2 separate regions of the Homo sapiens genome follow, and region 2 is linked to region 1. A link is an interaction called in ENCODE POLR2A ChIA-PET data of the cell type or tissue named here. Cell type or tissue: CD4-positive, alpha-beta T cell. All regions are shown on one strand. Links, peaks and the distances in the headings refer to the core of each region. The heading gives the core; the rest is flanking DNA.

Region 1 (2,902 bases), core at 192-2,691:
CACTGCAACCTCCACCTCCTGGGTTCAAGTGATTCTCCTGCCTCAGCCTCCCGAGTAGCTGGGACTACAGGCACGCGGCACCACGCCCAGATTTTTGTATTTTTAGTAGAGACGGGGTTTCAGCATGTTAGCCAGGATGGTCTCCATCACCCTCCCAAAGTGCTGGGATTACAGGCGTGAGCCACCACACCCAGACCCCTCTGTTCATTTCAATCCACATTTCTTGAAGGCCTGCTCTATGCCAGGCCACTTCACCTCTGTAAACTCATTTAATCCTCTCTAGCCCTGGAAGGAAAAGCTAATATTGCCTCCATTTTTGCAGAAACAACGTGAGGCTCAGAGAGAAGAAATGACTAAAATTACACAGCTGGTACATGGCAGAGGTGGAACTAAAAAGTTAAGTGTGTCTACCCCAGAGCCGAGTAGACCTGCTCTTTTTTGAACACTTCCTGGACTTTCATGCCTTTGTCCCAGCTGTGCCCTCTCCCTGGATGCCCCTTCCATCTGGGCAGCTCCTACTAGACCTGCCTTGGCATACATAACACAGGAGAACGGATTGCCAAAGGGTAGGAGAGTGCCTGGTCTATAGTGTGCGCCCAACACAGATTTGGTGAATGAATGAACACTGGGTCCAGCAGACCTGGATTCTTCCATGTAACCCACTGTGTGGCCTTGGTGGAGCCATGCGGGTGCAATAATCCTGGTTTCCACCCTTCAGGGCTGCTGCTGGGACTCAGTGAGATCATCATGTATCTAATGCCCTTTGCTCAGTGCTGGGCACACAGTCAATGCGCATTGAATCTTAGCTATTGCTACCTTTACAATCAATCAAAAGTCACTTCTGAAGAATAGACAGGGCTCCCCCAGGCCAAATAAATAATTCCTCCCGGGACAAACCCCAGCTCTCACTCCCTCCTCTTTAGGCAGGGGGCTCCCTGAAGGACAGAGACCCGGTTTTATTCCATCTTGCCGTCCCCCATGGTGCCGGGCATACAGTGGTGCCCAGTAAACGTGTGTGTTGCACAAACATGCGGTAACTAGGGCCCCATCTTTTTCAAAAGAACACACTCCCCAGGTGCAGCCGCAAAGAGAGACTGTTCAGCTGTTCAGGTGAGGTTTTGGGGTGAAACTCGTCTGAATAATAGTTTTACTGAACACAGCCTCACCCCCAACAAGGAGGCAATTTGAGGTGGGGGTGGGGAGACTTAAATGTGGGCTCCCGGGTTTTAAAGGGGGTAGCGCGGGAGGAAGCCCCCCAATAATTGCGGGGCTTCCCCCACCCCCAGAGCTGGATTAGAGGCTGCGCCACTTCCTTTGGGGCTCGCTCGCGCTTCCTGGGAGCCTTTGATGTGGGTTCTTGGTAGATCCTGCCCGCGGGGCCTGGATGCGGGCGGAGCCTCCGGGCAGGGCGGGGCCTCAGCCTGGGTCCGCACTGGGGAGGCGGCCACCCGGTAGCTTGGGCGGGTTCCGCCCACCTCCCGCCTGTATTTACAGCCCCCTTCCAACATCCCCGACTCCCTGAGGGCGCCCCTCATTCTGCTCGGCCTTGCCTTCCCCATTCGGCCACATCCTCCTCTCTCCCAACTCAGCTTCGACCCCCAAAGCCTTTCCCTAACCATCGGAACCACAGGCTTTTCTCCGGCCTCTGAGTGCCAGTCTTCAACTAGGTGTCTTTTAAAAAATCAAAAAGCATCTCATCCTACGGGATGTGTGTGAAAAAATAAAAATAAAATAAAGAAAAAGGGGGCCGGGCGCGGGAGCTCACGCCTGTAATCCCAGCACTTTGGGAGGCCTAGGCGGGCGGATCACCTGCAGTCAGGAGTTCGAGACCAGCTTGACCAAACTAGAGAAACTCCGTCTCTACTGAAAATACGAAATTAGCCGCGCATGGTGGCGCATGTCTGTAATCCTAGCTACTCTGGAGGCTGAGGCAGGGGAATCTCTTGAACCTGGGAGGTGGAGGTTGCAGTGAGCCGAGATAGCGTCATTGCACTCTTGCCTGGGCAATAACAAGAGCGAAGCTCCATCTCCAAAAAAAAAAAAAGAAGAAAGAAAAAAAGAAAAAGATAGCCCATCGCTCCTCCATTGCAGACCCAAAGGCTGTCAGCTGAATGGAAGGTGCTTCCTCACGACCTTTGGGATAAGTAAATTTGAAGTAATAGAAATAGCCAGCTGGGCGCGGTGGCTCATGCCTGTAATCCCAGCACTTTGGGAGGCTGAGGGGGGCAGATCACCTGAAGTTAGGAGCTCGAGACCAGTCTGGCCAACATGGTGAAACCCCGTCTCTACTAAAAATAATTAGCCAGGCGAGGTGGCGTGCACCTGTAATCCCAGCTACTCAAGGAGGCTGAGGCAGGAGAATAGCTTGAACCCGGGAGGCAGAGTTTGCAGTGAGCTGAGATCGCGCCATTGCACTCCAGTGAGCCGAGATCGCACCATTGCACTCCAGCCTGGGCAACAAGAGCGAAACTCCATCTCAAAAAAAAAATTTTTTTTGAAAAATAGGCCAGGCCTGCCTCAGTGCTCTTACACGTACTGTCCCCTCTGCCTGGATCAGTTTGTGCCCCTGCCCCCAAATTTTCAGGGCTGGCTCCCTCGCCTCCTTCAGATCTCTGTTTGAAGTTCAGCTCATGTCTGCCACATGTCCTAACCACCGTATTTAAAATAGCAGCCTCAGGCCAGGTGCGGTGGCTCACGTCTGTAATCCCAGCACTTTGGGAGGCCAAAGCAGGCAGATCACCTGAGGTTGGGAGTTCGAGACCAGCCTGACCAACGTGGAGAAACCACATCTCTACTAAAAATACAAAATTAGCCGGGCGTGGTGGAGCATGCCTGTAATCCCAGCGACTCTGTCTCAAAATAAAATAAAATAAAATAAATAAAATAAAATAAAATAAAATAA
Region 2 (2,902 bases), core at 136-2,635, 55 kb after region 1:
AATAGGAGGAGCATCCTGGGGAACCTAGGGTCCTGGAAGGGCAGCCCTGCCTCACTCGCCCCTGCGTCCTGGACGCCCCTGCGTCCCTTGTGCGGACATAGAGCACAGCTTGGTCAGGCTGAGCAGGCTGGCACTCCAGAGCAGAGCCCCCAACCCCAGCTTGCAGATAAAGTAGAAAAGGGGGCTTGGCGGGGGCGGAGCTTAATGATGGGCGGGAACAGGCGGAAACTACAGGGAGTCCAGCCAATCCCTCCAATGGATGAGGCCAAATAAGGGGGCGGGGCTAGAGAGTGCTGAACTAGAGAGGGCTGAGCTGAAGCTTGAGGGCAGGCCAAGGGGCGTGGTCATTATGGTCATTATGTTGCGGGTGGGGCCGGGGTCCGCCTGCCTTGCTGACTGAAACAGCGTCTCCCGGTTGTCTGCCACCGCCTGCTTGGCCAGGTAGCGCTCGCGCAGTTATCTTGGTAGCCAGGGCTGGCACATCGGGCACGAGCCGGTCGTTGGGGCACAGGAAGAAGAACACTACATTCTGGGGAGAAGGGGGCCAAAAAGAGAGAATGATTGCCTTAGCGATCTTAACTCATGGAGCGCTTACCCTGAGCCAAACCCTAACCTGAAGGTTTTCCGGATATGAATTCATTTAATCCTCACAACAACTCTATGAGCTGGGGGTAATTTCTACTCCACAAGCGAAGAAACAGAAGCAGAAAGGGGTTGCCATTTGCCCAAAGACATAGAGGTATGATTCGAACCCCTTAACACTAGGAACCACGTCAGGGCAGGGCTTGTAAAAGAGCAAAGCTGGTGGGAGAGTGCTTCCTCTCGTTTCTCCTTTCTCTTGCCAAGAGATAATGTTATTATTATTTGTGATATTAATTCATTGAGCACCTACAACATGCCAGGCACAGTGCAAATGCTTGACACCGAACCTTCATAACGACCCTATGAAGTAGATCCTATTATATAATATATCCCAATTTCCAGCCGGTCGGCGGCAGAGCCTGAACTTGGAACCAAGTCTGTCCAAGACAGATGGCTGAGCCTACCTCGAAGGCGATAATGAAACCCAGATGCACATGCACAGCCAGCAGCTTCCAGTAGAAGAGGGCGAGGTTCACCCCCACGTCGCGAGAGGCCTTGTATCTGGGTTGCGGGGTCTGGAGAGGCTCTCGGATCTCGACTCCGAACCCCGCATTTCCTCCCCTCCTTCTCCCTAGAATCTGGCCCTGCCCGTTCAGCCAGTACCCTAGCCGGCTCCGCGCATTTGTCCGGGGCAGAATCAGCTCACTGCACCCCAGCCAGGCACCACCCCACCCGTCCAGTTTCGGCTCCCGGCTTCCCAGCTAGGCCCCGCCCCTCCCTCCTCAGCACCTGCCCCTCCCAGACAGGCCCCGCCCACCAAAGCTTAGCACCCGCCCTCTCCCAGGCCGGCCTCCCTCACCAAGGCTCAGCGCCGTGCTTCCCAGACAGCCCTGCCCCTCCCGCCTCAGCGTCCCGCCAACCAAGGCTCAGCGCCACGCCCTTCCCAGGAAGGCCTCGCCCACCAAAGCTCAGGGCCCCGCCCCTCCCGCCGCGCCCCTCCTCCCCAGCCTGAAGGGCAGAGTGTGTTTGCTCTGGGCCAGGTGGGCATGGGGCGCGGGTGCCCGCGTGAAATTCACAAATCCGTGCAGCTGGGTGTGGTGTTCGTACTGTTACGGGATATGCGGCAGAAGTCCGAGATGAAGGCGAGACGAAAGCCTGCAGAGCCAGAGGGCCTTCAGGGCCCAACCCCCTAACTCACCCCAACTCGGATCCAGACCCCCTCCCGTGGCAGGATGAGCCTTTGGCCCGGGATCCTAGCCTCCTCTCCCCTATTTCCCAAACTCTGACCCGGATTTCCTTCTCCAGCCCTGTATTTCCCTATTCCTGAACCCCCTTCCCCAGTCTCTGAGCTCCATCTCCCCCGCCCCCTGCCCCTGTATTCCCTTCATCTACCTCACTCCCATTCACGGTGACCTCAAGGTGTACCATGGCCTCCAGCAGGAGCAGTCAGATCCAGATGTCCAGCCGCGCCCAGCCATTGGTCGCTGGTACTTGCACAGGAACTTGTGGGCGTCCAGTCCAATCTCTACCCGGTTGTTGAGCAGAGTGAACAGGGGTGCCAGCAGGAAGGCTCCCACAAAGATGGTGATGAACCCAAACTGCAGCTCTGGCAGGCAGGGAGTGTCAGGCCCGGGGCCACCTCCCCTGTTGTGCCAGGCCCCCAGGGGCCCCACTCATGCCCAGGGCACACGCTGCTGAGCGACTGCTCCTCCATCCCTGGGTATTCATCAAACAGGCCCTGACACTTGATGAGCTCATAGTCCTTCCTTCTCCCAGTGCTGCAGCTCCTGCCCGATCTGGGTGTCCCTCTGCCCTGCCAGCTGCCACTTCTGCCACCAAGCCTTCCGTTTCCTGGAGGCAGGGCAACCAGATAATGGTCATAACAGGGCCTTGTGCTAGGAACTGCCACTTCTATCACCAGCACCCCTTAGAGGCAGGCACCATGATGATTTCCACTGTATTGATGAGGAAACACACCTGGAGAATTTGGCCCAGGCTCCCCAAATTGTAAGTGGTGGAGCCAGTGTTCAAATCCAATCTGTTAGACTCGAGTCCAGTGCTCTCAACTCTGCACTTCCCACATAGTCATTCTTGGTCTCTGAAATATCACTGCCCCCTGAAAAAAATAGTAATAGAAAGCCCTCCATTTGCAAAGCTGTTTCCTGTTGAACGCCTCATAATCCCCTCAACTCTCATGGAGAGGTATTATTGTCTCCATTGTACAGATGACGAAACTGAGGCCCAGAGAGACACAAAGCCACGCAGCTTACAAGAAGCAGGGCTAGGACTTGTGCCCGTATCTTCTGTCCCAGTAAAGGGT

The links. ChIA-PET counts read pairs that join two places held together with the same protein. Peaks named below come from ENCODE experiments on the same cell type or tissue, not always from the same donor. Only the 100,000 strongest peaks of a DNase experiment are listed, where the experiment ranks them.
Region 2: POLR2A ChIA-PET joins it to region 1 with 11 read pairs; 13 of 35 experiments call an interaction of 5 or more read pairs at or near these places.

The regions. Positions count from the first base shown.
Region 1 is chr1:16,161,179-16,164,080 of GRCh38, forward strand. All of the region lies in intron 2 of EPHA2-AS1 (EPHA2 antisense RNA 1), which reads left to right. Among named protein-coding and RNA genes, the nearest start is that of EPHA2, 6.6 kb to the left of the region's middle. RefSeq lists enhancers at 867-1,395, 1,248-1,317, 1,256-1,550, 1,396-1,923, 1,924-2,451 and 1 more. In CD4-positive, alpha-beta T cell, for the core only: no CTCF peak of the experiment used is centred there; a DNase peak (open chromatin) is centred at 1,343; H3K4me3 peaks cover 1,093 bases; H3K27ac peaks cover 1,415 bases.
Region 2 is chr1:16,216,081-16,218,982 of GRCh38, forward strand. It overlaps the pseudogene ANO7L1. Among named protein-coding and RNA genes, the nearest start is that of ARHGEF19, 4.9 kb to the left of the region's middle. RefSeq lists silencers at 134-183, 1,301-1,410, 1,551-1,650 and an enhancer at 262-958. In CD4-positive, alpha-beta T cell, for the core only: no CTCF peak of the experiment used is centred there; DNase peaks (open chromatin) are centred at 291 and 1,441; H3K4me3 peaks cover 1,686 bases.